Linked DNA regions of Homo sapiens: region 1 is linked to region 2. A link is a loop called in an ENCODE intact Hi-C map of the cell type or tissue named here. Cell type or tissue: CD14-positive monocyte. All regions are shown on one strand. Links, peaks and the distances in the headings refer to the core of each region. The heading gives the core; the rest is flanking DNA.

Region 1 (16,591 bases), core at 5,552-13,551, 79 kb after region 2:
CCTCTACATGTTTGGGGACGGTTCCAGGGACTTCAAAGTTTGCTCAGCTACTGTCTGAAAGTGAGATAATGACTATAAATTGTCCTTTGATATTCATCACCCTCTTGCTCTTGATAACAGAAGCCCCTGAGCACAGGGCTCACAGCTACGCACAGGGATATGACGTTCTTCAGCCTCCCTTGAACAAGATATGGCCCTTAGGTGAAGGTTGCACAAAAAGGATGCAAGCAGAAGTGATGTGGTCTACTTCTGAGTTATGTTCTTAACAGGACCACGCTTGCCCCTCACTCACCCCTGCTTCATGTGATTGAGGATGGTTCCCCAGGGCTCGTGAAAGGGAACCGGGCCTCTGGATGATGACCTGCTGCAGCGTTACCCACACTCTGGGCCACATGTTTTGGGGTCCCTTTGTTACAGCGTCTTCCCTCTATCTACTAACAAGCCTGGGACATGATGTGTGGGTGTGACAGCTGCAAGCAGCAAGCATAGCAGGAAGCCTGCCGTCTCCCACTCCCCTGCATGCATTTACTCCCCTTCTTGACCCATTTTCTGCTTGTCCTATCACAGCCCTATCTGAGGAGAGGAGCTCTGTCCTCATTGTAAAGATGTCACGGATAAATCTTGAGAGGAATGACTCTGAAGAATGCACTGGGCTGGCTGGGTGCGGTGGCTCATGCCTGTAATCCCAGCACTTTGGGAGGCCGAGGTGGTTGGATCACGAGGTCAAGAGACTGAGACCATCCTGGCCAACAGGGTGAAACCCCGTCTCTACTAAAAATACAAAAATTAGCTGGGCATGGTGGCGTGCGCCTGTAATCCCAGCTACTTGGGAGGCTGAGGCAGGAGAATCGCTTGAACCCAGGAGGCAGAGTTTGCAGTGAGCTGAGATCACACCACTGCACTACAGCCTGGGCAACAGAGGGAGACTCCATCTCAGGAAAAAAAAAATGCACTGGGCTAGAATTAAGAGCAGGAAGTTCTGGTCTTGAGCCTTGGCCAGAATGTGATGTCAGCTTCGGTGACAGCACTTGTGAGCTCTTGGGGAAAAAAAGTAGCCATTGTGACCAAGGACCCGAGAAGGCCACAGGTTACTGAAGAACTTGCGCTTGATGCTGCCCTTCCTCATAAGGGTAATCTCAGCCAATGAACGCAGGTCGGCCCAGCACATGGGGAGCGGGGACTCTGGGCCAGCAGCCCTCACATCTGGTTCACATAATGATACCTCACACAATCACCACTGTCATCCTCTTCTCCACAGGCTTTTCTCCCTGGAGCACTGAGCAGATGTGAACTTTCTATACTGTGGTGGTGGGCAGGGTAGGGGACTCTGATATTTTCAATCATTTACTCATTCATTCATCAACAAATATTTATTGAAGGCCTGCTGTGTGCTGGGTGCTACGCTTGACAGGAGGGTCAAGGCCCCTGCTCTCATGGAACTCACATTTTAGTGGTGGGAAACAGAGAACAAGTAAGTAAACATTGAACAATATTATTTTAGAAAGTGATTAAGAATCAGTTGAGGGCTACTTTGGGAAGAGTGGTCAAGGACACTCTCTTCAAAGGGCTGATGTACACCCTGAGACCAGCACCAGGAGATGAAACCAGCCATGAATAGTGAGTGCAAATGTCCTGGGGCTGTCAAGCTCTTGCTAAGTTCCAGAAACCTAGAGAAGGCAGTGCCGCTGGAGTTCGGGACGTTCAGGGTGGAGGGCGGAACAGTAGGCAGGGGCCAGATGGTACAGGGCCCTGCGGACTCTGACATGGACTTTCAATTTTATTTTAAGCACAATCTGAAGCCATTGAAGGATTTTTAAACAGGAGAAGGATGTGGCATGATTTGCTTATTAAAAAGATAGCCCAGCTGCTATGCAAAGAATGACTTTTAAAAGTGCAAAAATAGAAATACGAAGACCAGTTAGGAGGGTATTGCAGTAATCCTGGCGAGAGGTAATAACTATTATTATCCCCATTTCATGGAGGCCTAGAGAAGACGGAATTTATGCAAATGCATACTACAGATAATAATAATGCTTTACTTTTATTTGCATAGTGATTTTAATTTGAAAAGCCTTTTTACCTATAGCACTTCATTCAAACTTCAGAGCAACCCCGGGATAAACTGTGATCCCATTTCCTAGACTTGAAGTGAGCCTCTGAGAAGTGGATGCCTGACAAGATCACAGAAGTGGTCAGGGCCAGAAGCCTGGTTTAACTCCTGGTCTCCCGACTCCTAACTTCCAGTTCTTTCCATTCCCCTTTCCCTACCCCATGCCACTTCCCCAGATTAAAAGCAATGGGCATAGAAGCCAAACCAAGTAATCAAGCATCCAAAGTCACACAGGACATCCGCCCTGAGGGGCTCCAGGAGTAATCGAGCTACCCACCGAGTCCCTGTGAGATGCCAAGCTCTACTTCAGTTGCTGCCAGAGGGTTAGAGAACAAAGGAAACAAGACATTCCTTGGCCCCCAGACACTTAAAGTCTAGTTGGGAAAATCAAGAGGACTTCTATAGATTATTTACAAATGCTCTGCAAATTAAAAGCCATATCCAATTACAAAAAACTTTGGGAAGAACCCAGATTCTTTCCCTGTGTCCAATGGGCCTGAAGTCTATTAACAAAGGTAATTCCTTTAAGTGGGACTTCATGTTCCTCAAGGGCAGTTGCTGGCCTGTTAACAAGGTCAGCAGCATCAGCCGGGTAATATTGGGCTGGAGAAGTCCTTTTCCAAGTGCCCTCTCTTATCTAATGTGGCACAGCAAAACACTCTCAAACTTAGTAATCCAATAACCATTTTTATGATCCTCATGAATTTTGTGGCTCATGAATTTGGACAAGGCTGAGCTGAGCTGGCTTGTTTCTGATCCACCGTGTTTGGGCCTCAGCTGAGAACACGCTAATGGCCAGGAGTTGGAATCCCCTGACACCCCATATGGCTGGCGCTTGGACTGATACTCACAAGGCTGAGCTGAGCTTGGCTTGCTAACCAGCCCATTGCCTTGTGCTTTCTCCACGGGCTGGGGCTCCCCACTGGATCATGGCCTCATGGAAGTCATACTTTTGCCTTGCAGCCTGGAGCTCCAAGAGTGAAGGTTCCAGAAAACGAGGTGGAAGCCACATGACTTTGACTTACTCTCGAAGTCCCACAGTGTCCCCTCCACCACGGTCAGTTAGGCAAATTATTGCAAGGTCACCCACACTCAAAGAGGGGGCCATAGATCCTGCCTTTCAATAAGAAGAACATCAAAATTTTACAGCCACAGTTAAGAACCACCACTGTCCCCTTTACCTAAATGGTGTGTTCCTGTGAGTAAATATAAATTAATACTGAATAAGGTGTTCATAGTAGCATTGCCAGTGTGCAGAATGAAGGAATGACTACAGTTAAGATTGCCTAGTCAGGAGGGTGTTAATACAGATGTTTTTCTGAAAGGTTCATTTTAGTTAGATTTTAAAGGATGCAAGAAAAATATTGATTTCAAATGAATGCTAATTATAAATGAATCTACTCATTAAAGCAGCACAGCAGGGCTTACACTTGGAAATACTTAGAGAGAATTAATAGAGTTATTATGTGCTTGAGATAAAAATAAAAAGAGAATGCTAGGTTGCTGAAAGAGAAAAAAGCAAAGAGCCAGTCTGAGAAACACCACGGAAAATGTGTGTTTTTTTTCGTGTTGATTCTCCTGGTAGGCTCCTGGGCTATTCTCTAGTCAGCTCTCTGGCAGCAAAGCATAGTATGATTTCAGAGTATCTCACAAAGAAGAATAGGTTTTCTTCTCCCATGGTAAGCTAGAATGCATGTGTGCACCTGGTAAAACAAAAACCTGGGTTAGTTTGAACCTCTTCCATTGCTTTTTAAAACATCTTTAATAAGATGTAATTCACAAATCATAAAACCTACCCATTTAAAGTGTATTATTCAGTGGTTGTTGGTGTATTCACAGAGTTGTGCAACCACTAGCACAGTGTAATTTTAGGTTGTTGTCGTCACCCCAAAAAGAAACCCCACCCCATGAATAGTCATTCCCATTCCTAACCTCCTCCCCAGCTCTAGGGAACCTCTAATATACATCTGTCTCTTTAGGTTTGCCAATTCTGGACTTTTCACATAAATGGACATAAAGTGCTTCTTTATGTCTGGCTCTTTCACTCAGCATAATGTTTTTAAGGCTCATCCATATTAGCACTTCATTTCTTTTCAAGAAACAGAAATGTTCCATTTATGGTTATATTACATTTTGTTTATCCATTTATCAGTTCATGGACATTTGAGTTGTTTTCACTTTTTGGCTACTATGAATTATATTGCTATGAATGTTCATGTACAAGTTTTGTGTGGACATACATTTTCATTTCTTTTGCATATGTACCTGGGAGTGGAACGCTGGGTCATGTCTATGTTTAACATTTAGAGGATCTGCCAAAGTGTTTTCCAAAGGGGCTGTACCATTTTACATTCTCATTAGTAATGTATGAGAGTTCCAACTTTTCCACTTCCTTGCCAATACTTGTTATTTTCTGTCTTTTTGATTATAGCTACCCTATTGGGCATGAAGTTGCATCTCATTGTGGTTTTGATTTGCACTTCCCTGATGATTAATGATGATGAGCATTTTTTTCAAGTTCTTATTTGTCATTCATATGTCTTCTTTGGAGACATGTTTACTCAAATCCTTTGCCCATTTTTAATTGGATTACTTGTCTTTTTATTATTGAGTTGTAAGAATTCTTTTATATACTCTGGATATAAATCCCTTGCTATACGTGAATTTGCTAATAGTTCCCTCTATTCTGTGGGTTATTTTTTTCCTCTTTCTTGATAGTATTGTTTGCAGCACAAAAATTTTAACTTTGACAGAGTTCAATTTATCTATTTTTTTCTTTTGTTGTTTGTGCTTTTGGTGCTATATGTAACAAACCATTGCCTAAATCAAGATCGTACAGATTCTGTTTTTTTTCCAAAGGGTTTCATGACGTTAGCTCTTACCTTTATGTCTGTGACTATTCTGAGTTAATTTCTGTGTATGGCGTGAGGTAGAGGGTCCAACTTTACTTTTTTATTTGTGGACATCACTGTTTATTTGTGTCCACCACTGTTTGTTCAAGAGTCTATTTTTCCCCCATTCAGTTGTCTTGGCACCCTTCTGAAAAATCAATTGACCATAAATAAAGGGTTTATTTCTGGACACTCGATTACATTTCATTGATCTATGTTTTCCTTATGTCAGTACCATATGGTCTGATTACTATAGCTTTATAATAAGTTTGAAAATCAGGAAGTGTGAAAACTTCAAGTTTGTTCTTTTCCTAGATTGTTTTGGCTATTCTGGGTCCCTAGCATTTTCACATGAATTTTAGGATCAGCTTGTTAATAATTTCTGAAAAAGAGCTGGTTAGAATTTTGGTAAAGATTGTGTTAGATCTATAGATCAGTTTGGAGAGAATTGTCATCTCAATAATATTGTCTTCCTATCCATGGCCTTGGGAAATCTTTCTATTTATTTAGTTAGGCCTTTCATTTATTTCAACAATGTTTTGTAGTCATCAGTGTATAAGTCTTGTATTTTTTGGTTAAGTTTATTCTAAGAAATGTGTCCCTTTTGATACTACTATAAATGAAATTGTTTTTAATTTCATTTTTTTAAATTGATAAGTAGTAATTACATATATTTATGGAGTATGATGTAAAGTTTTGATATATTTGGACATTGCGGAATGATTAAATCAAGCTAATTAACATACCTAACATCTCACATACTTACCATTTTTTTGTGATGAGAACATTTACAATTTACTTTCTTAGCAATTTGAAATATACATTATTATTAACTATAGTCACCGTGCTGTGCAATATATCTAAAAACTTATTTCTCCTATTTAAGTGAAACTTTCTACCTTTTAACCAATGTCTCCCCCAGGAAGCCAGCTTCTGGTAACCATCATTCTACTCTCTATTTCTATAAGTTCGACTTTTTGTTTTTAGATTCCACATATAAGTGAGAATATGCAGTATTTATCCTTCTGCGCCTAGCTTATTTCACTTAACATAATGTCCTCCACATTCATCCATGTGGCCACAAATGAAAGAATTTCCTTCTTTTTAAAGGATGAATAATGCTCCATTGTGTTTGTATGCTGCGTTTTCTTTGTCCATTCATTTGTTGATGAACACTTAGGTTGATTTCATATCTTGGCTATTGTGAGTAATGCTGCAGTGAATATGGGGGTGCACATAACTCTTTGATATGCTGATTTCAATTCCTTTGGGCGTATACCCAGAAGTGGGATTGCTGGATCATATGGTAGTTCTATTTTTAGTTTTTTGAGAAATCTCCATACGGTCTTCCATAATGTCTGTACTAATTTACATTCCCAACAACAGTGTGCGAGGGATCCCTTTTTTCCACATTCTCACCAACAGTTTATCTTTCGTCTTTTTATAATGGCCATCACAGTATATTGTGCCACTGCTGACGTTTCTGTTCAGTTACCTTATTGGTCAGCTAATGATTTGCCAGAAATTTCTTTAAATGCTTTGAGCCAGTAGATCTTCCACCCTTTGCCAAGGGGCCCCGGGTGTGCTGGGGCATCTCTTCAATGCTCAGTTTACAACCCTGCTTTAACCTTTACTTCTTGTTTGTGCAGAGCCTTATGGTTAGCCAGAGATTGGGTGAGCTGAGAGACTGGGACCTTCTTGGGTCTTTTCTGGGCTTGTGCACAACCCTGCACACATGCATAGATAGCCTTTTAGATCCCTGGGAATATGTCAGAGCTTTTCAAAGCCCCACAGGGAAACATCATTCCCCAGCTATTCCTGTTACATTTTTGGCCAGACTCTTGATTGTCCCACCTGACAGTGCAGCCTCAGGCAGCTGCAGTGATACACAATTGCTGCTGATGGTTTTTGACCAATCCCCTGGGTATAGAGTTTTTCTTCAGAGTGAACTCTGTTAGGCCAAATTTCAACAATGCCTGGTAAATGGGACTTCTCCAGAAGTCGGAAGGACAGCTAAATAATGACAATGCTTTGCAGATGGGACATTTTGAGGAGCTTCAAACCCAGTCTATTTCCTCTGGTGGCTGCAAAGTTGCTGGTTTTTACCATTCCTGTGGTTGTGAGGCTGCTAGTTATCATGGCTAACAGGGGCTGGGTAGAATGGGATGGGAATAGGCCAAGTTCAAGTGTCACAAACCTTTCTGCTCTTACCAAGGTTCAACAGTTTTTCCTGAATAAACGCCCTCAGATTGTTGCCAGCCTTTGGTTAATTTCCAGAGTTCTGAAACAGTTTATTTTGACCATTTCCTAGTGTTTCTGTTATTTTAATGGGAGAGTAGGCTTATGGAGGGCCTCACTCTGCCATTCTGTAACTCCTGCACCTCTTCCATTCTTAAACAGGACCATTCCTATTTGGTTGCATTGGAAAACTATATCAAAACAACATTTTCTCTCCAAAGTCATTTTGGCAAAACCTCTGACCAACCAGAGATATGGGTGAAGAATATTCCATGGTCAAATAAATTCAGAAACTATCCTTTGCTCTACCTTATTCTTGGAGAGTCCCAGTGCATGTTAGCATTCGAGAGTGGGAGAGGTCCTGCTGTAAAGAATCCATTTAGTTCTGCTTACCAAAGGTTTCCTAAACATATTTGCCTGTATAACTGTCTTGTTTTACTTTGTTTCATTTGCTTAACACGTCTTAATTAGTGCTTCTCAGAGTCTGCTAAACTAACCTTAAAGGTGAACTCCGGGCCAAGTGTTTGGCCCACTTTTCAGAACTAACACCTCAGGAGTCGGGTATCTGATGAGAATTGTCAGGGTCCCCATGAAATACAGCTGTAGTACTTTTGCCTTTATTTCTATTTTCTTTATACTTCATCTGATGTCTAAAGAGGTGACTATGTTTTTTTCAGGTTTGGAGATGTGAGTCCAGCTAATTTACTTGTTTCAGCTCCATTGTGAATATGCTGTGTGATCTAAGAAAGTTGCTTTATCTATTGTGGTTTTCTTTCCTTTCGCCAAAGAAAGGATCTGCGAACTCATCTCCTGGAATAAGGAAGTGCAAAAAACTTTGCGGTGCAACGTATGGGTTTCATCTTCTTCAGGCCCCTCAATCAATAATGGATTCTAAGAAACCACGCAGACTTGGAACGCCACAGAATCAGTGATCCCAGTCATATGCATGCACATGCATACATGCACACACACGCGTGTATACAACACCCAGTGGGTGTGGTGAGCCCAGCAGGGCTGGGGTGGCAGGAGTCCCCAGCAGGTTGCCTCCATCTGAGAGCAGCCTTGTCCCTTTGCGACAGGGGTGGTGCAGAGATAATTCTTTCCTCTGACGGCCTTGACCTGAGTAAGCCTGGGCAGCCCTGGCCTGGGAGGCTTGCGAGCATCCCCACCGTCACTGGTGAAGGGCTCTGGGATAGAGAGTCAGGAAATTGGTTCTTGTTCTGCCTTTGTCACTCTTCTGGAAAAGTCACCTCACTTTCCTGGGTCTTCGTCATAGACCCAGGAAATGAAGACATTGAACGTTATGACTGCCACAGTCCTTGCCAGCTCCGGAGTTCCTTGAATTTTATGATACAGGATGTCTTCCTAGTGCAAGAGGTCCCAGTGTCATGCATGGCCGTGGTCCCATCAAGGGCCTCCTAACTTCCCCCAGCTCTTGTCAGGCCTGCACAGGGCAGGCTTCCAGAAAACAGCCTCCTTTCTGGCTTCTGTCAGCACAGCAGTTGTGAACTTCCTGCCATGTGGCTCATAGCTTCAATGTCTGGGCCAAATGTGGAGAAAGGGCAAGCAGAGAAGGCCTGCAAGGAGGAAGCTGAGGGACTGGCACTGGCTCCCACTTCCTTCTTATCTGTGGGTGAGGCACAGAAAGCCCCCGGCCCTCCCCTGCCAGGGTGCGGTGTGTGGGCCCCTGATCGGCAAGGCCTCCACATCACTACCACCTTACCACCTTGGCCTCCACGTGTTTCAGAGCCGGCTCCCTTCCCATGGCCTTTCCACTCCACCCCACCCCACCCCCAGCTCTGACATCAAAGCAGTGGGCTCTGGAGCTCTGAGGATGTCCCAGGCTGTTCACACAGAGGCCATTCCACATTTTACAGCTCTAATTGGTTTTGTAACTGCAGTGAGTTGATGAGAAACACACCCGCTCACACGTAGAAGACAGGGAGCACTACAAACTTTGCTTATTTTGCAAATGCAATGAAGCAAGACAGCAGTGTCACTGCCAACATCTGACTGATCAAGAGTGTCCATGGCATTTTTCCAGAGAGACAGCTGGGCCTGCGATGGCCTTGCAGGGCCCCAGATGCTCTGTGGGGTGCTCCAGTGTCCCTCCCTCACTTGTTTACCCGTGAATGCGCCACATCCTGCCTGGGGCTGGTCAGGTGAGGCTGGAGGACTTCATGGCGGCAGGCTCAGCCTGATAATCCCAGGCCAGCGGGTGGTGCTAGGGTCAGGCTGCACATGGACAGGAGGATGAGAGGGCATGGGCAGTCACCGCAGATGGGGCCAGCTTGGGCCTGGCACACTGCAGGTGTTCAGTTGAGACTGGTTAAAAAGTCCTCTTGCTAGAGCTCCTGACTCTTCTTGGTGCTAACAGGCACCTCCGGCTTGTCCTGTCCATAACCCACGCTTGTTTTCTGCGCCAGCCCACCCTAACCTCCTCCATCTTTCCATTTCAGTGAATGGCACCACCCCCTACCAGAGCTGAGAGAAAAGCCTACCAGCTCCCCATCTCTGGGGACATCAGAACAGTGGCGTCCATGCTATCAGCACCTCCTCCTGCAGCCGCCAAAGAGTCTCCTCATTTTCCCTTTCGTCCCTGCAGTCTGTTCTCCAAAAACAGCAGGAGCAAGCTTTCACAAATGGGAGTCAGGTTATGCAGCTTTCCTGCCTAAAATCCTCGGCTGGCTTCCCATGGCTCTTGAATAAAATCTCAGCTCCTCGCCACAGTCTAAAGGCCCTGACTTCCTACCTAACTTCTTTCATTTTTGCCGTGAGTCCGTTTGATCCAGCCTGTGGGACTGCTGTCTGTCCTCAAGGGCATGAACACGGTGCTGCTGAAGGACTTTTGCATGTACTCTTTGTCTGCCTAGAATGCTCTGCCCTCCGTGTTTTCAAGACCCGCCTGTCCTCCTCCCTTCCTCGGAGGAGTCCCTTACCACCCAATGGGAGGGCATCACTCCATCTCATCCGTGCTGCCAAATACTTCCCATTCTACTATTTGCAACCATTACCATCCAACATTTAGATAACCATTTTTATAGTTTTTGTTGTTGATTTGTTTATAATTAACCTCCCCTACAAGAATGAAAGCTTCTAGGTTGTCTTGTTGGCCACAGTGCCTAGAACAATGCCTGGCACCCATCAGTGCTTAACACGTGTTGACTGAATGGAGCTGGGCCTGTTCCACTTTCATAAGTCACCCCAGTAGGAATTCCAACCATGTGGAGAGTAATGACTCCATCCCAGGGTTCACAGAGACCATGGCGGGTTGAAGTGGGTCACTTCGGACTTCAGCAGAAACTCGACAGCTCCCTGTGAGCATGCCTGTGGCCACACTGGTGAGGCTCCACCCTCACTATGGACCAGCAGCACATGAGGGGCCAGCCGAGGTCACCAGGCCCTCCCTCCTCTCCTGCCAGCTGAGCCTCCCTGCATGTGGGTGGGACCATGAGGGATGTTTGCGAGTAGAGAAAAGGAAGAGGCAAGATGAAGACTAGCTCAGAAATGTGACTGTTTTCTTTTTGTTTACCTCTATTTTCTGATAATTATATAGTGATCATGTATGTCTTTCATAATTAAAAAATCATTGTAAAAAATTATTCTAGTAGATTAATAGTATCAGAAGAGACAGAGAGCTAGAAATAACAATTTACCTTTAAAATATCTTGAAAATGGACTGCAACCATGTGCAATGATCCAACCCTCTAGCTCAGGAGTCGGCCGCCCACAGCCCACCACCTGTTTTGTAAATAAAATTGTATTGGAACACAGCCATGCTCATCCTATAGATGCCTTCTAACTCTATCACGTTAGAGTTGACTTGTTGCGACAAAGACCCCGAGGCCTGCAACAGCCTGAAATGTAGACCACCTGGCTCTTTGCAGGAAAAGCTTGCTGGCTCCTGCCCTAGAGAGTACCCTGCTCTCCGCGTTTACCGGGGTGCGGGGGAGGTCCCTCCACAATGCCAGCACAGGCAGCCTGCAGCTCCTGCTGTGTCCTCTGCCCGTTTGGTGTATCTGTGTGTCTCTCTGCTGAAGGTCAGAAACTAGATTCATCTTTATATTTTTATAAGGCCTGGCACATTTTTTACCTTAAATGAGTCCATATTATGAAAATATTTCTGTTCTGCTTGAGTAAGGAAGTCTCAGCTGATGTCCCACCCTCCAACAGTCATGCGTGGCCACAGAGTTGGGGATCCTCCCGCTGAGTGCTGCACAGAGACCCCCATAGCTGCCTCTTTTGCAACTCCTCACTGTCTGGTGGCAGGGGCACCCTGTCTCTGAAAGCTCTTGGCCACACGGGACGGCTGGAGGTTGCCCCTCCACAGCACCCCTCCCTGACCCTGCTCAAGACTGCCCTGGAAAGGCCTCTTCAGAGCCAGGTAGCACCCCCCAGGAACAGGAGACAGTAAATACCCACCAGTCAGGATAAGCCAGGGTAGGGGTGGGCAGTCTGGATTAGGATTTGCATTTTTAAAGAAATTTCATTTTGTTCCTTTCACACAAAAGCACCTGGCCTTATGCTTATGAAACATTGCTGAGAAAGCACCATGCTGAGCATGAAATGAAAAGCATAAATTCATTTGTAATTTGCAGCCAGCATCAATGGCACAAAACAGGCAGCCTGGTCCAGTGTGTTTAATTGGCCCCCTGTCAGATGTGTATATCATGAAGTAGCTTTTAACACTCTCTTTGTATGTAACATAAGGGCAAATAACAGCAGAGCGTAGCTTCCTGATAAACCAAAGGATCACAATTCCAGGCTAGCAGAATTTAATTAGGGAGGATATGAATGCAGCAATAGACCCAATAATTCATCTACTATGAGAAGGTGATGTGTGTCAAAGCTGGCCTCCGGAAGATACGAGTGTGTGTGTGCGCACGCACACGAATGATATGTCTGTGTTCGTGTGTGTGTGTGTGTGCACATGTGCCTGCGCCTGTGTGTGTGTATGCGTGTGGGGGGGGGTGGGGGGGGAGTGAGAGAGTCCAGCATTTTTCGACAAGGGAAGGAACTAACTGAGGTTGCCTGTGAACATCTGTCATCTTTACTCTTCACACTAGAGAAATGGGCATTTGACTTAAGACTGGCTGTTCCTCTTGAGCTGGGTGTGAAAGGGACAGAGCCTTCCTTTTCTTAGCAAAAGGTAGTAGGTTCACATTAAAATCATTTCCCAGAGAGCTAATGGTCCTCTCAGGTTAACGACTCAAGGCAAATTAACTCGTCTGGTCACTACTCCGTAGGGGACACAGGGTAGGGGATGTCTCATCTCTAGAGCTTAATTAAAGAACTGCAGGTGTCCTGGTCAGCTGGTGGTCACGTAGGCTTGACTAATGGTAATATTTTGTTCATTAAACTTCTGGAAGGAGACATAAGCACGATCCCTCACAATCCCTCAATCCCAAAATAAGCAGACCAGCGTTTACCATGTTCTCCACAAGTCTGATTCTTGGGGAGCTGCCAACTCTGGGCAAAAGCTCAACTTTGCTGGCTGGAGGTGCACAGCATGGCTTAGTAACAGAGCAGACGTCTGCCTGTCTGCCCTGCAGGACTCTTGGGGGTCTCTGCCCACTGCGCTCTCAGTGTCACAGGAGCGGGCAGTGCAGTGAGATGGGCCTCCCCATTCCACTCTTTTGGGAAAAGGCTTACCCCAGGCCTTGGGTAAGAAGCACGAACAATAAGATCTGCATTCGCTCTGTTTCTGTTCCTCTTCCTCTTTCCACCCCTCAGATTTGCAGGTCTCCAGGATGATTCTCAGACTGAGCTCCTAGGAAGCAGTTTAGACACAGGTTCCATCCGGACTCAGGATGGCTGAGCTGGGCCTGCGATCTGCGCTTTCATAGGGCGATGCTCAAGCGGGTGATCCACAGATCACACTGTGATGGCACTGCCTGATGCACAGACAGTCCTAAGAGCCCTCTGGGGTCTCCCCACGCGCCCATGTGCCGCCTGTCCTAGGGCACAACGGCCACCTGGCTGCCGGGCCTGGTAAAGCCTCCTCCGAGCTCCCGCACCATGTTCATGCTTCTCCTCATCACATTTCCCATCCGATATGCCTACTGCCTGACAGATCCCGTGACATTGCTTTAGAAACATTTTCTTTTAATTTTCACAACATATCCCACAAGATAGTTTTATCCTGATTTTCCCAAAGGGGGAACTATGACTCCAAGGTAAAGCAGCATGCCCAAGTTCAAACAGCTGCCAAGTGCAAGAGCTGAGTCTCAAGCTGTGACCCCCAAGATCCCTGCCCTCCACAGGGCAAAGTGGGAGCCTTCTGCATGTCTCTCCAGGCTCTGGGTCTGGCGGGACTTGTGCCTCCAGACTCAGCTCCCGCTGGGTGCACCAGCCTCCTGCACTTCCCCACTCTTATGAGCCATATTATGTCCCCCAGTAATTTATAGGCTGGAGTCCTAACCCCACATACCTCATAATTGGACTGTACTTGGAGACAGAGTCTTTAAGGAAATTCAGTTAAAATGAGGTAATGAGGGTGGGCCCTAGACTAATATGACCAGTGTCCTTATAAGAAGAGGAGATGAGGACACGGACATGCACAGAGGGAAGACCATGTGAGGACTCAGCAAGATGGCAGAGTGCTGTCTCCCTACAAGCCAAGGAGAGAGGCCTCAGGAGGAACCAAGCCTGCCAACACCTTGATTTTGGACTTCCAACCTCTAGAACTGTAAGATGGTACATCTCTATGGTTTACCACCCCCCAGTCTGCAGTGCTTTGTTACACAGCCAGAGCAGACTGAGACACTCCTCCTCACATGTGCTGCACCTTTGCCCACACCTGCCATCCCCATGCCTCAGTGCTCTTTCCACTCTCTTTGCTTGGTTAGCCTCTGCCAGTCTTTTGAGATTCATGAGGCATCTATTCTCCTCCAATCCTCTGGTTTGGGATTCCTTCTCTGAACACCTGTATGTAGCCCCCTGTGCATGGCGGTATCTTAGCAGACAGCAAATCATGATTGGTTGTGTGTCTGTCTCCCCAACTGGACCCCATGCTCTAGGAGAGCAGGGACTCTGTCATATACCACTGTGTGCCCAGCAGCTGGTGCAGGCCCTGGCGCATGATGCCAGACTGACATCAGTGGCACTATATGCTGAGTGCTGGGTCCTCACCGGAGCATATGCTGGAACCCAAGTTTCTCTGGGCTCATGAAGAGAAGTCCATCACATCTCTTGGCAGGATCCATAGGTGGCCACATTTCCTCCTTTCTTCCTCTTCATTTGGCCTGAGTCAGCTTGTCCTCCTGCCCCTCCGTGGAGCATGAGGAGCCTGTAGCCACCAGGGGAGCCTGCCCCACCCTGACCCGTCACAATTGCCAAGCCTCTCTTTGCCTTGAGTCCCTTGATGCCTTTTTGCCCCCTGGCACCTCCTCAGTGCTCCTGGATCTTGGAGGCCGGTGGGACCTTACAGAGGCTGGGCTTACTTGTCCTAAGGAATCTGGAGTGGCAGGTGTACTAACGCAAGGAACCAGGCCTCCACCCCACCACTGCCTCCCACCAGTTCAACCCTGCTTCCCTGCTTCTGCAGCAGCCCAATTCTCTGCTTTATGAATGGAGCAGATCCCTCCAAGGTGAAACCATGGCTAAAACAGATCATTAAAACAGAAGATGTTTGGATTGAAAGTATATTACATTATATGCATTTTTTTTTGCAGCAGCAGCAGCAGCATTTTGCTGCTAATTTTTTGCATATGCTAATTTTACAATGAATTTCATTCATTCCCAGAGTCCACATCAGCTTGTGTGTGCTTGTGGGCATATGGGGGTCTGGTTCACCCTTGATTCAAGTGTGGACATCTACCAGCCTGTGAGGGTAGCTTCCCTGAGCTGGCACTCCCTCGCCTCTAAAATGGGGATAATGTCTACACTGCAGGGCTGTTTTGAGGAGTGGAGATTTTGTGATAGTTGTTCAAGTGATAGCTCTCACTGACAGCTGCTGATTATTAACAGCAGTACTCTTTCTTTTCAACTTAATTTTCAAAGCTTGTGTCAAATATCTACTTCTTTAGTATTCTCTTTACTGTCTATCACATAATTAAGTTATTGTTTCTGTTTTCATTAACTAAATAAGAAAGGGAGAAAAGTGTCATGTTTGGGAATAAAACAAAAATAGCTTTGGGAAATCAGAAAGGAGGTAAATAAGTGGGAGAGAAAGCATACCACTGATGGCTATGTCTCTCTGTGCATCTGACAATGCAGGAGCACCTTTGTTATCCCATTATCCCTACTGGGTCCCAGCACTAGCTGCCTCCCCGCAGCACTGTACCTGTTAAAGGCAAGCTGGCACCATGCTCGGCCTTGTGCTTCCCTCTTGCCTGGAATACACGTGCCATTATTGTTTGTTGTTCTGCCTTGAACTCACTGCTGCAATCCACCCTGTGCACAGTTATGAATTTAACAATCAAAAGGAGAGCATGTGAGGAGCTGTCTTCTGCTGGGGGGACACATCTGAATAAAGAGACATATAAAAGTCATTGCCTTGCCCTAAAGGAGCTGACGGTCAGGTTGATAATTCAGGTCTTAGACTTTTTTTTTATTTTTTACTTTTGTAATTTAAGAATATTCAGTATGAGCAGTGCCAGCGGAATGGTTTGGAGACTTTCAGTGCTTCCTGAGTTCAGAGGAAGGAAACACAGCCTGGGGTTGGAGGTGGGCCCCAGAAGGCAGGAAATCCATCAGGAGACAGGCAGGATGATGTACACTCCAGGGGCAGATGGGTCATCCTGGGGGGTGTCACCTGGCTGCCTTCTCCAGGTGCTCGCCTGTTCCTCCCTGCCTAGCCCCCCCAGAGAAGAGCTGGTTTGCCCCCATCCAGGAGTGAGGACCTGGCCCCTACCATGGAGGCTGCTCTGTCTGTGCTCCCTCCCCCGGCAGAGCAAGCAAAGCCCCTTTCCCAGGGACGGAGCAGCTTCGGGGTGCACTCAGATCCCACCCGATCCTGACCCCATGGCAGATGGGACTTCACCATCCCAGGGCAGAGAGGGCCTCATCACTCACAGGACCTCACCCCAAAGCCCCGTCCACCAAGACGCAGATTTATTCAGATGGTTTAGGCAGGCAAGGTGGCTTGTGCGGGAGTTCTTCCTCAGGCCCTCTTTAATAACAACAGCAATAATAAAGTCAATCCTGCATGATTATTATGGAATGCTGGTGCAATTGAGCAGATAAAGTACTTCCAAATTAATGTGCTCCTCATATAACACACAGTATACAGTATGATGTACAATGCAATGTACAACATGTAATATGAACCACACCATACAATATAGCTCAGTACAGTCAGGCATGGCTTAACAATGAGGACATGCTCTGAGAAATGTGTCATTAGGCAATT
Region 2 (16,591 bases), core at 4,562-12,561:
AAAAAAGTAATAATATCAATAGCTAAGTGTTTTCTACTTATTTACACATTCAGTTCTTCCAACCTATAAGAAATGTTCTAGCATTATCTTCATTTCGTATATGAGGAGACAGAAACTTAGAGAGGTTTTAACCTAGGTTATCCAATAAGTGAGTGGCAGCTGGATTCAAAGATAGGCCTCAACTATGCTGTCTTCCAGGCCTCATCCCCAGAACGTGCTTCCACATCGTGGTTCTGGGTGGTCTTTAAATCAGTCCTCCCTACTGTTGTCTCTTTCCAGATTCACAGGAAACTGCTTGAAAGCGGGGTCCACACCAGGCATCTCTGCTTTCTTACCTCTTAACTCATTGCTCTTTGATAGTCACCCCACCGCTCTGTTGGAATTGCTCTCACACAGGTCTGCATTTTTCTTTCAGAAATTTGGGCAGCGACTAACTTGGATTAATTGCCTGGGATGTGCCAGACCTGTTGGAGGCCCTGAGTTTCAGTGGTGCTCAAACAAGGCCTCTGTCCTTCCCGGCTTACCTGGCTTACTTCATGGTCCTAGTCTGACTTTTCTTTTGGCAACGTTTGAATCAGTATTCCTCTCACTTCTTGAAACACTCCCACCCCCACCCTTTTTTGACAACCAGTTGTCAGGGTTTTCTTCCCCTGCTCTCCCTGCTTTTCCTCAGGCTCCTGTTGAGAGGCCCTCCTTTGTACTCCATTTATCCCCTAAGTGCTGTGTTCCCAGGGCTCAGCGGTAGGAACTCTTCTTGTCTCTCCTCTGCTCTTTCCTCCTCTTTGCTGAGCAACTTCATCAAGCCGCAAGGCTTTATTTCCACCTGTGAACTGACAACACCTCATCCCCTTCTGCCGACCTTTGGAACTATACTGACCTGCCAGCCGGACAGCTCCTTCTGGATGGCTGTGGGTGCTTACACCCCATGTGCCCATCACTAGAGTCAGCTCTGCCTCCTGTGATCTGAGATCTCTCTTGCTCAGAATAAAACCTCCATCCTCCCAGCTACTTCAGCCAGAAAATGTCCTCTCCCTTCACTCCTCCCTCCTTCCCCTTCTACACCCAAGTATCTAGGACATTCTTCACTTCTTTCTCCCTTCCAGAAAGACCTCAGTCCATACCACCATTACTTCTCACTGCAGGTTCCTTTGCTAAATGTTGTCAAAGAATCCTGTTCTTTTCCATTGGAAAATTGACCTTTGTTTATAACTACACATTCACCGTTGTGGTCAATTGATTTTTGGATCCCCCTTTGAATTGTAAGCTCCACGAAAACAGGAGTCTTTCCCTTTTTGCTCACTGTTTTATTTCTGGTACCTGTACAGGGCCTGGTACATACTAGACCCAGGTCTAGTTTATTGAAACAGATCCCTAACTGCTCTCCTGTCTTTGCCCTTCTCCGATATCTTCTCCCCACAGCAGCAAACACACATATCTGATCATGATGTCATTTTCTTGCAGAAAACATTTCAACAGCTTCTCATTGCCCTTGGATAGAATTCAATGCTTGAGGCAGCTTAGGATCTGGCCCTGGTCTCTTCTGTCATCACTCTGCAGCAGCATCCCTAGGTGCTGGGAGCCGTTCTCTTCTTTGTTCACATCCTCGCCACCTCCCTTGATTCCAAGCCTTCCTATCAGTTGTTCCTGCTGCCTGGGATCCTTGCTCTTCTGTCTCCTTTTGTTTAACCTGATTATTGTTTCTCATTTCAGTTTGGATGTCACCCTGCCAGAATCAGACGCCATCCTTGACCCCCTCCAAAACATCAGCCCTCTACACACCACAGAATTTCCTCTCTCCCTTGACTTAGCTTACCATATTTCATTGGCACAGGTAATTGCCTGACTTATTTATTGTATGTAAATCATCGGAGAGTAGGGACAGCTTCTATCTATCCATTGAGCTTATGGCACAGTTCCTGGCTTGGCACAAACCCAGTAAATCTTTGCTGAATGAATGAATAAATAAGTAGACCAAGGGTAATGCGAATATTGGCTAATACTGCTAGGCTTTAGAAATGGAATGGGAGGTAGAGTATATCCAAGGTTTATTCAGTGAACATACGTTGTATCCTGAAAGTACAGACAGTGTGTCAGAGACAGTGTCTCTTAAGACTACTGTCTTAAATAGTGTGGTGAACACCTGGTGAGCTCAGAAGGGCACCCTGGCTGATGCTCCCAGGGGAGACTTCCTGGGATCTCAGAAACACCAGGGAAACCTGGGTGTACTCCACCATTCCCATCCCTTTGTTCTAGACCTGCTGGAATTTTTCTCTTGCTGTCCATGGAACATTCAATAATCAGAAAACAATGGGATGGGAAAGCCATTTGGTTAGTCTGCTTGCAAAAAAGGCTGCTCTTTGTTTAAAGGCAGTGAGACAGAGGCCCGTTACAGCTCCCAGCAAGTCCAGAATTCAGTAAGCCTGGATGCCAGGAAGTTCTCTTTTACAGATGATCTCAATCTTCCCTGCTGTAATTTGAGTATTTCTCTTCTGAGTGTACCTTGTTGGTGACACACCCAGTCCCTCATTCGTGTTGTCCTCTCTCCCAGCAGGGACCTCCCTTCTCTCATGACTCTGCCTAGATGCTGTCCTCCCCAAGCACCAGCCCCTCAGAGTGAGGACAAGGGACTTCTTGGATCTAAATGACCTTGGGGGAGACAAAAGGAAGGAACTAAATTTCAGTTTTTCAACGTTGACAGAACTCAAAAACCTAATGCTGAACGAAGAAAGTTAAATAATGAGGCAGACAGTAAATTATTTATGTAAACCAAATATATACCAAGCAATACTACACATTTGGTAGCCACACGTGCATGCACACTTACACACAGACAGGCATGGCGGGAGGGCGGGAGGGTGCTGATCCATAGTAAGAGAGTGTGATGATGAGAGGGTGGGACTGGGGGCAGGGATAAAGGGGACAGAGGAGAATGAATGTCTGCACGAGAAAGCCAGCCTCATCTGGGTAGATGATGGTGTTGGGCCACCAACTGAGGAAATGGTAACTTAAGCTTATTCAAGTCCAGCCCCCCAAAGGAAAAGCCGTAACTAAAGGCGTGGCCAGGGTTCTGAGATTGGCCTTCTCTTCACTCTTCACTCCTTTGCCTTCCACACCAGAGTACAGTCAGGGTAAGTGAGACCAACTGGAGAAAGCCCATCTGGTGAGAGGCATCCAGGGAGTTGTGAGCAACGTGGAGGCTCTGGGACTTCTGCTGCTTGGTGCATCCATCCACAGAGAGAGAGGAAAAGGAAAGCCAGGGACTCTAATCAAGGAAAAAGGATCCTAGTATTCTGGGATTAGAAAAGACATACAGCATGTCCTCCGTAAAAGAACAGACAAGCCTAAAAGGGATTGTTAGCTTGAAACATCAGGAATGATGCCGTAAGCTGAGGAAGGTTTAACACCGTGATTTAGATAGGGAGCGTTAGATTTAGTATGTTTAAGGCAATTTCAGAACAGATTCACAACCCTTGGAAGAAGGACACCCGCGGATAAAACACAGCCTCCTGAGTGTGGCCTCCCCGGCCGCCTCTGAGCTCCCTCTGCCCTCCTGTGGGCTGGGGTGCCCACTCCTCTTCCTTACTCCTTCACACGTGCTCTCTCCTGCCTGTAGGCTTGTGTTTTTCCTTTGAACTTTATGTATTTATAAACATTTTATGTGATTATTATTAATCATATTAAAACATAATGTGATTATTTTATTTTATTTTTTTTGAGATGGAGTCTCGCTCTGTCGCCCAGGCTGGAGTGCAGAGGCACGATCTTGGTTCACTGCAACCTCTTTATCCTGGGTTCAAGCGATTCTCCTGCCTCAGCCTCCCGAGTCGCTGGGATTACAGGCGTGTGCCACCATGCCCAGCTAATTTTTGTATTTTTAGTAGGGATGGGGTTTCACCATGTTGGCCAGGCTAGTCTTGAACTCCTGGCCTCAAGTAATCCACCCGCTTCGGCCTCCCAAAGGGCTGGGATTACAGGCATGAGCCACCATGCCCAGTCCATAATGTGATGATGTTTTGCTGCCTTAACTGGTCTGTCCTTGAATAGGATTGAGCAAATGCCATAGAAAAGCATGGTTCGGTTCACCATGCCTATGGGAGTGAAGGTCTTCAGCCCACAGAGCCCTGAGCCCACGGTGCTGGCTTGCCTGGCCCCAGAGCCCCATGTTTAGGAAGGAAAAAGCTGCCTCTGTCCTATCAGCCACCCATTACGCTTCCCACAGAGAGTGACTGCCGAGCCAAGCTTCCCTGCCCACCCCGCTTCCACCCTGATAATGTGCATTTATTTACTTACTTTTATTTTTATATGTTTTATTTGTGTAAATTTAAGGGCTGCAGTGCAGTTTTGTCACATGAATATGTTGTGCAGTGGTGAAGTCTGGGCTTTAGTGTAACTGTCACTCAGATGTGCACTGTATCCATTGAGTAACCCCTTACCCCTCACCCTCCTCCCCTCCTTCCCTCCTAAGCCTCCATCGGCTATTCTTCCACACTCTATGTCCACTTGTGCGATTCTGCCTCAGTCTCACATGAGGCACAAGTCAGTAAGTAGCCAGCACCCCCATGTTCCAAAGACGGGAGCCAGCTCCAGAGGTCTCTGGACCCAGTGTGGTGCCATCCTAGAAAAGAGGCTGGAGATCCTCGGGCAGTTGGAGAATTTTTTTTTTTTTTTTTTGGAGTCTCACTCTGTCACCTAGGCTGGAGTGCAATGGTGCAATCTTGGCTTACTGCAGCCTCTGCATCCTGGGTTCGAATGATTCTCCTGCCTCAGCCTCCCGAGTAGCTGGGATTACAGGTGTGTGTCACCATACCTGGCTAATTTTTGTAGTTTTAGTAGAGACAGGGTTTCACCACATTGGCCAGGCTGGTCTCGGACTCCTGACCTCAGGTGATCCACCTGCCTTGACCTCCCAAAGTGCCAGGATTACAGGCGTGAGCCACCGCGCCCCGACAAGAATTCTCTGGAGTGTGTGCAGTGAGTCCTTCTCCTTGTGGGGAGGGTGGAGAACATCTTCTCTCCTCCAGCTTAGGGAGATGGGCCTTGGGCAGACACAGTGGGGGCACTGATGGGGACACAGTGGACTGGTCTGCCCTGGCCTATGGAATCTCGGGGGTGAAGGAGAGGGAGTGAGACCAAGGGTGCTGGTGGGAAGTTGTCCACCCTGGGAAGGGATGCACCTTTGTTTCCAGCAGAAAGGACGTGACAGAGCAGGCCCAGGCTCTCCTCCATGTCCTTGCCCTTTACACTCCTCAGAGAATGTCCCCCGGCTGCCCTGTGTGGAGGTGAGCCTCTGAGAATCTAGGGCTGAACGGGAGTTGATGGTGACTGCATGGATGGTGTGTCACCCTCATCAAGAGAGCAGGGGGTGAGAGGTTCCCAGAAATCAGGAGAGGGCTCCCCAGGGACCCAAGAAGACGTTCCTGAGAGGAAGACAGTTTTCCCATAGGCCATGGCCAGCATTCCAAAGCTGGATCTCAGGCTGACAAACACAATCCCTCCCTGCCTGGTACAGCGCTGCCCATCCCTGCTGTAGTCCTGGAGAGGTCAGAGTGAGGGAGAGATGGGGGTGGAAATGCCAGCAAAGAGAGAAGCTCATCAGGTATTAGGGGCTGAATTGGGTCCCCTCAAATTCACATGGTGAAGTCCTAACCCCCAGCACCTCAGATCGTGACTGTTTGGAGACAAGGCCTTTAAAGAGCTGATTAAGATAAAATGAGGTCTTTAGTGGGGGCCTAATCCAATCCGACTGTTGTCCTTATAAGAAGAGATGAGGACACACACACACACACACACACACACACACACACACGGAAGACCATGTGAGGGAGACAGCCCACGTGGGGAGATGGCCATCTCCAAGCCACAGAGAGGCCTCAGAGGAAACCAGCCCTGCCAACGCCTGGTTCTCAGCCTCCCACCCAGCCTGGGCCACTGTGTTGGGCAGCCCCAGCAGGCGAACTCATCAGGTCTCTGCCATTGTCTTTGCTTGCTTCCTGCCTACAACAGGCTGAGCTTTCACTTTGAATGAAAATCACACAAGATATATGAACAACTGAACTATGGTCATGACCATAGTTCCCATGACCAGGAACTTCTCTTTGTCATAAGCTGAATCCTGGCTTCCCAGACCCAGGAAGAGCCGCACAGCTGGGTTTGCAGGAGGGTCCAGACAAACACTGGGATTGCTTCATGGCCACCAGTAAGGGCTCTGCTCTTGTAGGGTCTTACTGACATCCTTCATGAAGACAGCAGGCCCATCACTGTCATCCTAAGCGGCTCTCCCACATTTGGCAGAGGAGTTTACACTTCCTGGGTTAGATTTTGGCTGCACTGACTATTCTTTGGAGAAAATAGAAGTCCAAAGGAATGAAGGGATTAAAGCACACCGCTCTCAGCAGGGACCAGGCTCCAACTCTGCTCCCCGCATCCCATGTCTGGCGAGTCTATTCTACCCTAAAAGACTGTCTTAGGGCCTGGTGGGGGAAAATGAGTTTCTCCTTTCCCCAGGCTGCAGTGGGGTCTTAGTGGCCTCACCTACAGATCTTTTTCCCAGATTTCAGTCTGTCTGGCAGATTCTCCTCTATGATGTGCCTATTAAGGCTTGTCTTAAATTAAATCTGCTGAGCTAGGCTTGGTACCGAAGTGACCCCACAATCCCCTAGAGGTGCACTGTGTCCTCAATAATATGAAAACTGATCCACACAGAGAGGGAGGGATTGGTTTGGTCTTGTTCTCCAGAGTAGCTGGGGGAAAGCATCAGGACTCCACCTCCCTAGCAGAATGAGGCTGCAGCAATTTATTTGTATTGAAATGAGTGCATTCTTTTTGATCTATCCTAGATGCATCAGCCCCATTTCCTAGACACACTGAACAAACTGAGAACAGAAAACTGAGATCAAATCCCACTACTTCCCATCAACCAGAGCTGAAGTGGGAGGATTGCTTGAAGCCAGGAGTTTGAGACCAGCCTGGACAACAAAGCAAAACCCTGTCTCTACAAAAAAAAAAAAAAAACATTTTAAAATATTATCTGGGCATGGTGACGCAGGTCTGTAGTCCCAGCTACTTGGGAGGCTGAGGTGTGAGGATCACTTGATCGCTCAGGAGTTTGGAGGCTGCAGTGAGCTATGATCACACCACTGCCCTTTGCTTGGGTGTCAGAGTGAGACCTCATCTCTAAAAAAAATTAAAATAAAATAAAATTATAAAATAATAATAAAAAAAGAAGGGGCACCCACCACAGAGAGCAATTAATGTCCAGAGAGTATGAACAGATCCTGGGACTGCTTTGCAAGACAGTTCAGTTAAAGTTGCTTTAACTTTGTAGGCGGACCAGCCTCTGCTCAGCCCTTGAAAGGGAAGCTGGGCACTCACCACACTCAGTAAGCTGAACAAGAGCAGGCCGTGAGGCTGCCAAGCCCTCCAAGGATAAAGCATGAGCCCTGGGGCAACTGGGCATGTGCTGGAGATAGCTGGCTCAAGGCCAGTGCCTCTTCAGTGCTGGAAACTGTTGACTCAAGATTCGTGCGTCACCCAGCCCTTGGGGGTGGGCCGGGGACCATGACTCTGGCAAGCTCACAGAGTGCCTGAGATTGAAGCTGCTGTGCATGGTGGCTGCTTTATGTTCCTGCAATAACTAACAGGGACCAAAGCTGAAAGCATTCTGTGTATGGGCTGATGGTGGCTGGAATATACATTTGGAGGTTTGAACCTAGCCTTTTCAAAAACAAAACCAATCAAATAAAGCAACCCCTCCCCATCACCTGAGGACTCTTCACAAGCTTTCTGGTAGGTTCCAGGAGTTTCTGATCCCCCAGGCTGAGGCATTACTTGGTGGTTATTAACCTCGTGCAGAGCAAAATGAAATGCAGACCCTGAGGTCCTTTGGGAGACTTAGAACCTTAGCCGAAGTTCCAGAGATCCTGGGGCTGCTTTTCTGAAGTTCCAGTTTCTTCAGCAAAGTTGCTCCCAATTTCTCAAATAGTGGATACACCTCTGCAGAGTGGCTGTCAGTCTTAGAAAGTGTAAGACATGCCTGGAGAACTTGTTAAAAGTTCAGATTCTACACACCTAACAGAATGGCAACAATTCAGAACACTGACAACACCCAGTGCTGGTGAGGATGTGGAGAAACAAGAATTCATTCACTGCTGGTGGGAATGCAAAATGGTACAACCACTTTGGAAGACAGTTTGGTGATTTCTTACAAAACTAAACATATTCCTCCCATATGATGCAGCAATTGTGTTCCTTGGTATTTACCCAAATGAGTTAAAAACTTCTGACCACACAAAAGCCTTCACACAGATGTTATAGCATCTATCTATCTATCATCTATCTATCTATCAATCTAATTATCATCTACCAATCTATCATCTATCAACTATCTATCTATCTAATCTATCTATCATCTATCATCTATCATCTATCTATCTATCTATCTATCTATCTATCTATCATCTATCATTCCATCATCTGTCTATGTATCTATGTATCTATCATCTATGTATCTATCATCTATCTAGGTATCTATCATCTATCTATGTATCTATCATCTATGTATATATCATCTATCTATCATTCCATCTATCATCCTATCTATCATCTATCTATCTATCATCTATGTATCTATTTCTCTATCTATCATCTATCTATATATCATCTATCTATCATCCCATCTATCATCTAGCTATCTATTGTCTGTCTATCTATCATCTATGTATGTATGTATGTATGTATGTATGTATGTATGTATCTATCTATCTATCTATCTATCTATCTATCTATCTATCTATCATCTTCTCTCTCTCTGTATCTCCTATTGACTATTTCTCTAGTGAACCTTGATTAAAAAATTGCTCTTAAAAAATCATGTTTTTTTTTTAAAGTTTATATGACTGGGATCTTCTCACCACCCACAAGAAATTTCAATTCAGCAGTGCTGGAGCTGGGCCTGGGAATGCACATTTTGAAGATCTTCCTCTATTTTCTGATGCCAGTGGCATGTGGGTCACCCTCAGAGAAGCAAAACCTCAGAGCTTCTTCCTGTAACTGGCAGAGACAGAAAGAGCTACAATGTGAGGTCCCCCTCCCATGGGACTCTCATTTTCCCCCACCCCACCCCAGCAACTGAGATGGGCTGTGTACCCTGGACTGGGGGGCAATGCAAGACATTTTGGCTTCTCATGCTCCTAGCTATGGCCTTCCTATCTTTTGCATCAGATAGATCATGTGGTAAACTAGGGAGAAGACTTGTGGGTGTTTCATCTACCCGGCAAGAGACTTCCTCCTGGCAAAGGCCGGATGATTGCAATGACCTTCTCTTTCCCGGCTGCTCTTGGACTGCAGGCTTTCCCCCTCTGCAGCACTTCTTTATGCAACTGACCACACAGTCTTCCTCTCACAACTTTTCGTTACATCATCTCCTTCCTCAAGAACCCTCCCTGCCCCACTACTGCCTTTAAGATCAAACCCGAATGCTGATCCCTGTGCAAGCCCCTTGTCTGTCTGCACGTGTCCCTCCTTCCAGTGTGCACGTGCCCCCCACCCCCACCACTGTTTTCCAATACTCCTTAACCCTTGGAGCCCTCAGCACTCAGCTTCAACTTGCCTCTTTCCAATGCTTCTCTGCCTGGCTTCCAGGACTCTTCCAGCTTTGTCAGTGCCAGACCATATTGCAGGGTCATTACCGAGGGGTCCTTCTACTTGAATTTGTTTTAGAGTGTGCTCCTGCCTGCCCTGCCCTGCCTCAGTGAAGGGGCTGGTGTTTATGCAAAGCAGGAAAGCAGAAAGACCAAGAGCACTGGACTCAGCAGACCCGGGTGCAAGGACACATGCAGCCCTTCAGGAGTTGTAAGACCAGGGACAAGTTCCTCAGCTTCTCTGAGCTTTTGTTTCTTTACCATATACATGGGAATAATGGTACCTGTTTCCCAGGACTGTTGGGAGGAGGAAAGTACAATGGTCATGGAGGTGAATGTGTGGAAATTACAAGACACTTCCCCGGGAGTCAGCAGCTGTCCTGCTCAGCTGCCCGAAGCTGGCTTCCGCACTACCGGACAGGCTTGGCTGGTGCATTGGTGGCCAGGCAAGGCACAGAGCAGGCACGAGGGCCAGAGAAGGGGACCACTGTTGTCCTGATGCACAGCCTGGAGGAGGACCTAGAAAACAACACTCAAATATATGAAGTCAGGAGCCAGGAGCAGAGTGTTGGATTGGAGATGTGCAGAAGCAGGTCTGCAGAGCTGAACAGGGACAGGGGCAAGGGACAAGAAAGCAGACAGGGGGGAGAAGGAGGGATGAGGACAGAGAAGGCCACTCCATGTGGCTTAGGGAAGAGCTTCTGGGACATTCTTCATCCAAGGCCAATTCTGTGGCTTAAAACATCACCAGTACAGCCCAAGAACGCATCTCGGAGGTCAGGAGCCCTGGAGAACCTGGAGGCTGGCAGCTCCTCTGTTCTGTCTGGGGGTGGTGTGTTCATGCAGGATTTGAGGAGACTGAATCATGTAATCATGTGGAGCTTTGGCTTTGAAATACTTTCTGTGCCCTGGACGATGACATCTCAAATGTTATTGAAGTTCTTGAAGCCCCCATTCCTCCTCTGTATGACAAGAATCCTAGTGACCACTTCACAGGGTGGTGATAAGATTTCAGTAGATACAGCACAGAAAGTGCTGAGGACAGGGCTGGGCACAGAGGAGGTGATCTTGGTTGTAATCATCATTATTATGCTTATAAAGGCTGCTTAGGCAATGCATGGAAGCTGGAAAGAAGTGGGTCTTCTCTGTACAGAATATGGGTAAGGAAAAAGCTTACTCTCAACATCAAGCGATGCTTCCTCTGGGCTGGAGTGGAAAAGTTGCTCCTGGCCTGCTTGCTTTGGTCTGGGAATGTCTCTGTGGCCTCCAAAAAGCAGATGAGGCTGGAGAGGGTTTCTTTTCTGGGGCAGCCTCTGGAGTTCAGACATTCAGGTTTCCCATCCTTCCCAGGGTGCTTATCTTAAAAACGTGTACCTCAGTCAAGAGATTCACTTCTAATAAGGAGAAGTTGCCAGAGCTGGCCACAGAGGGTGGTGAATGCAAGTGTAGCCCCATGGTGTTATGACAGATACTGGTTTTCATTCATGGTTCCTGGCTAATAACTCCCATAGCCCTCGTTAGTCTTTTATTATAATGTTGGGTGTGTTAGGCCTCACGGGTAGGCTTCAGACCTTCTCCTGCCTTCCTCCCACTCAAATGTTCCCCAGCCTTTCTGACTGTGCATCTTGAGACCTCCTATGAGGGTCCCACCCTGTAAAGCGGGGAAAGGAATGCTGATGTCACGAAGCTTCCATAAAAACCCAAGAGGACAGGGTGTGGGGAACTTCCCCATAGCTGGACACATGGAGGTTCTTGGAGCGTGGCGCTTAGGGAGGGCATGGAAGCTCCGCACCCCTTCCCACATACCTCGCCCTACTCGTCTCTTCGTCTGTATCCTTTGCAATATCCTTTATTATAAACTGGTAAACATAAATGTTTCCCTGAGATCTATGAGCCAATTCAGCAAATTAATCAAACCCAAAGAAGGGCACCCATGATCCCCTCTTGAAGCTGATTGGTCAGAAGTTCTGGAGGTCTGGACTTACGACTGGTGTGTTTGGTGGGGGGGCAGTCTTGGGAACTGAGCCCTCAACCTGTGGGATCTGACACTATCTCCATGTAGATAGTGTCGGAACTCAAATAGAGGACACCCAGCTGGTATCCTCTGCTTGGAGCATGTGGTAAAAAAAACTCACATATGGCCACAGAAGTTGTCTGTGTTTGATGATTGTTGTGGTATGAGAGTAGAGGGGAAGCATAGTTAGAAAGAGTTCTCTCTATACAAACCCCCAGTGGGAAGGTTTGATTGGAAAGGCATGCATGGGCTGGAGGCTGGGCTGCAGGGAAAGACACTTGCATGTGTTGTGGTCATGCTCTCAGCCTGGACACAGGGGCCAGAGGGCTGGCCCTGAAGGGTGGCAGGGCCGCCTGAGGCGGCATCTTACACTCTGCAAACAGATGCCACTCGGTTGCATACATGGGAGCAAAGTCCAGAGAGACTTTTTCTGATCCTTGAGATGGCTCCTTTGTAACTGAAGGAGAAAATGCATTTTAGAGAATTAAAATTTGGAAGTTGGCAGTATCCTACTGGTCAGCACTTGGAAAAAGGAAGTAAGAGAGGGAGGGAGGGAGGGAGGAAAGGAGGCTGGATTGGCTCTTCAACTATGAAACTTTTGACAAGTTCCATCTTGATTTTCACTCCTCTCTTTCCCATGCACTAAAGTTGACATCTAAGATAAATCACAGTGCAATTCACATGGACTCTGAAGATGAGTGTGCTAGACATTTCTTTCACTGCTGTTTGGCTGCTATGCACCCTTACAGGGATTTCTCTGGAGAGGTAGATTTCTCTGGAGAGATTGTAATCAAGTCCTGCTGGCAGAAGATGCTACCATCAGGTGTTTCTTCCTAGTCTAGAATGACATTTAACCCTAGGAAGCATGCAGCTTCTGGGGCGAACCCTGGCCACAGCCTCCTGCCGCTCTGGAGCCTCAGGTGGTAGACGTGCCGAGGTGGCACCTCATCCCACTTAGCACCCGTTTTTGGAACAACATCGTACAGAACATGTGGGCTTTTCTTTCGAAAGCTGTCACTTGGGGAGCAATCTGTGTGTCCTCCTATTATATAGTTTGATGTCTTGTTAGAATAGAAAGATTTCAAAATTAGCATCAACATTTGGGGAGAAATCAAATCTCTTCCATATGCTACTTTGCTTGGGTAGCACCAAAAAAAAAGGCAGAGCTAAGCCCCAGAATGTGTCTCTCATAGCCCCCGCCCCGCGGCCCAAGCAGGTGTGTTCTCAGACGTGCCACCTCCACAGTGGCCTAATTTCAGCTTCTATGGCTGCTCCCTGCTCTTCATCCCCATGTTCTCTCTTCCCCCATCATCTGGCTCTGTTCCCCCTCTGCTCTTGCTTCCCTTGCTGATGCACCGTTGCTGATGCGGTGGCATTGTAACTTGAAGGCCAGCAATCTGAGACCCCCCTCCTCACTCCTGGGCTCTCTCCCTCATGCTGATTCTTACGGGAGGAAGGGCTGGGAATTGGTCAACGTGCCTCTGATCTGGCCACACCCTATTCTCCAGGGAGCCTTGTCAGGCCTTGCCTCACCCTAAACATAAAAACAAATGACGCTGACCTCAAAGTCAAGGCTTCCATAGAACTCTCAGATTAGAGAGCGAATATTCCCAGATCAAAGTAGGCACAACTCTTTTATGGACCACTCTCGGCAGTGAAGGATTCTGTTCTCTGACTCATTCATTGGAATCTTTGCAACTTGTTCAACTGCATATCCTACAGACAGGTCTCTGGGCATTTCATGGTGCCCTGTTGGCCAGAAAAAAGACCTTAGACCTTGACCTTTTTTGTTTTAACTGAATAATCTCCTGGGTCTCATCTAAGTAAATATTTTTCTTGTTCACGAAAGTTCCTGTGGTGAGCAGTGAATTCTCATACAAAAAATACTATCAAGCAAGGATTTCTTGCCTTCTAGGAAATCATCATTTTATCCAGGTTGATCTATCTTGGAAGATTACCAATTAGTCCTAACCATAAAAAAAATCAGTAAAATGCTTCCCTTTTGGCCTTTCATGCTGCCAGAGCAGATAAACTTCACCTCCCAGGGTCCAAGCACCGAGTACTGGCCTTGGGCTCTTTTTTTAGTACCTTGAGACCAAGGAAAACAAAGCAAATTCAGAATGAATAAAAATGATTTCATATATTATAATATATCATATTAATAGAGTGAAGTAGAAAAGTATGTTCTTTTCTTAATATACACAGAAAGAAAGAGACAATATTCAACATCAATGAGTTCTAAATCATTGGTAGCAAACTTGAAATAGGACAGAGCTTCCTTTTTGGGGCCCTTTGTCTTTGGCTCAGATTAATTCATTGAATCAAATAGCTGACACCTTGGAGATTTTGTAAGTCTGAGGTCAAGTGAGTGCCAGTGGAGAGGGAAGACGGACAAAAATAGGAGGGGGCAGAAGCCATCCAGGGTAGTTGTAAATTCCAGGCTTACCTCCGGGCTCTCAGGGGTCTCACTGGCATATTGAAGAAAATCAAAATATTTCATCCCAAAATATATTTCTTTGACACATTTTGAGATTGCTGTTCACAGAGCCCGCATACAGAAGCAGCCCTGCAAGGCTGTCATTTGTGGGGAAATTTGCACCTGCAGAGAATCTGATTGACGCAGCTGTCTCGGAGGCCCTCACTTGTCTGGATCTAGGAAAGATTAACTGAGGTTCTTTTTTAAAGAACTGACATCTTTAAAGATCTGAAAGAAACATTCACCATCTATGCTTTCTGAGGGCTGCTACCTGTGGGGTTTCTTGTATGTAACAAGGTGACCTTTGCTAGCCAGGCCTCCTCTTCTCCCCCTTCCATAACCTGTGTTGTCACCATAACCTGTTGCACCTCCAATGCTTGTTTTTGGTCATATTCTGAGTCTTCTTGTCTCTGTAACCTCAAGATGTACCCCACTGGGTGGCTGGGTAATCACTTTGTGATTTTCTCCTCTGTGCATGTTAGTAACTTTGTCTGCCTTTTCTCTTACTGATCTGCCTTTTGTCAGTTGATTTTTCAGCAAACCTTCAGAGAGCGAAGGGAAAGTTTTCCCTTGACCCCTACAATGTTAAGGTGGCACTGAGACACTGGCCAGTAGGGGCACCTCTCCTGGCCTCCCTCTTCTCCCCAGCATCTTGCATTGTCACAGTCCTAGCTTCTGTTCCCGACTAGTGGGACTGGAAAAAATGTGGGAGCAGCTTCAAGCCTGTTCTTCTCTCCTGTCCTGTATATGAGTGAGGGCACCAGGGCAGCCAGGCAGGATAGACTTTCATTTCTCTCTCACAGAACAGTCCAGAGGCAGGGCGGTCCTGGCAGGTTGGCTGGATGCATGAGGCCATCCCAAGACCCCAGCTCCTCCCCTCTTGATGCTCTGTCATCCCCTGGGTGGCTCACATCTGCACCTGCAGCCCATGGGAAGCACAGGGGGAGTAGAGGATGCCCCCTTCCTTTGTAAGAGATGGTACCTAGGAGCTGTCCTGGTCTACTTCTGCTCAGATCCCATCAGCTGGAACTCAGACAATGCCACACGCAGCCCCCAGGGAGACTGGGAGTGCTGGTCTCCAGCTGGGAAGCTGTGTGCCCTGCTGACCCCCTATTGAAGGAAAGAATGAGAGAATGGAGACAAGCACAGCCAGCCACTCCCTCCCTCCCAGCTCAACTCGGACCCCGCTTTCCACGGGAGTTCTGGGCTTGGGCCCCTTCCCAGTGCTCCTGCATGCCAGTGTCTGCGTCTGAGGGCCCCACATCCCCGCAGGTCCCGATTTGAGGGGCTAGCCACTCCCTTGGCTTCTGTTCCAGATTACTTAGTAGAGTTATGACACTCCTCCTGGCTGCCAGCTGCTGGCCCGAGCTTTGGGATGATCAGCTGAGGTCCTGGCACCTGGCCCTGCCTATGTGTTGGCAGGGGCATCCTGCACTAGCAGGCCACATTAGGGGAGGCTGCCCACCTCTCACTGCCCATCCTGTTGTAGCAACCCCCTGCCCCTGGGAGTCAGGCTCAGTTCTCCTCCCTTGGGCTCTACTCAGGTGGGCACAGATGAGAGGGCACTTCAAAGGGCACAGGAAAGGGTAATGGAAGGAAAAGTGGGCCTGGAGTGAGCCCAGAGTCCCAAAGCCCTCTGTCCCCTTCGATTCTTTGTCTGCACAGGAAACCAGAGGGTGAGAAGGACAACTAGGGATACGGGCTGACTGCGATTGTGAAGACCACGCTTGCCCACTCCCCAGGCTGCCACTGAAGGGCCAGGCCTCTTAGATGAAGGCTCAGAACGTAGGAGCTGAAAGAGACCTCAGCTCCTCCCCTGTGCAGCAGTGCTCAAGTGCTCTACCCAGCCTTGTGTTCAGGAGCCGCCTGCAGGTGCAAGGGAAGGAAAGGGACACCCTAGACAAGGCTGGTCAAGGTTGTCCACCCCACCTCCCCTTTGCTGCCAGAGTATTTCTTTCTTATCTGTTATGTGTTTGGGGGTTGTGTGCAATTATTTCACTTACTAAAAAGGATCCCACTGGTGGGAGGAAAAGAGGACTTGAAAGCCACTGATCCAGGACAAAGCCTTCCTTTTATACTTTTTTTCCTTCCTTCCTTCTTTCCTTCCTTCCTTCCTCCCTTTTTTCCTTCCTCCCTTCCTTCTTTCCTTCGTTCCTTCCTTCCTTCCTTCCTTCCTTCCTTCCTTCCTTCCTTCCTTCCTTCCTTCTCTATCTTCTTTCTTTCTTTTTCATATAACCCACAAACATCCTTCCATATACTTAAATTTTTTTCCAGACGAGGTTCTGCTATGTTGCCCAGGCTGATCTTGGATTCCTGGCCTCAAGTGATCGTCCTGCCTCAGCTTCCTGTGTAGCTGGGATTACAGGTGCCTGCCACTGCACTCAGCTTCTGTGTTTTGAACAGGCTCCATTGGTGATGCAGATGCTGCCTATGGGACCTGTGATGGTTAATTTTATAAGTCAA

Evidence for each region. Hi-C counts contacts between places; a loop is a spot of excess contacts. Peaks named below come from ENCODE experiments on the same cell type or tissue, not always from the same donor. Only the 100,000 strongest peaks of a DNase experiment are listed, where the experiment ranks them.
Region 1: it touches region 2 in a loop (2.4-fold over the local background); 3 of 110 quality-filtered maps call a loop at or near these places.

What each region holds. Positions count from the first base shown.
Region 1 is chr1:228,982,845-228,999,435 of GRCh38, reverse strand. No RefSeq gene overlaps it. Among named protein-coding and RNA genes, the nearest start is that of LINC02815, 160 kb to the left of the region's middle. RefSeq lists a silencer at 1,460-1,754 and an enhancer at 9,127-9,877. In CD14-positive monocyte, for the core only: no CTCF peak of the experiment used is centred there; DNase peaks (open chromatin) are centred at 8,065, 8,805, 9,205 and 12,945; H3K4me3 peaks cover 2,339 bases; H3K27ac peaks cover 6,173 bases.
Region 2 is chr1:229,061,262-229,077,852 of GRCh38, reverse strand. No RefSeq gene overlaps it. Among named protein-coding and RNA genes, the nearest start is that of LINC02815, 85 kb to the left of the region's middle. In CD14-positive monocyte, for the core only: no CTCF peak of the experiment used is centred there; DNase peaks (open chromatin) are centred at 7,492, 9,012 and 9,332; H3K4me3 peaks cover 1,860 bases; H3K27ac peaks cover 5,756 bases.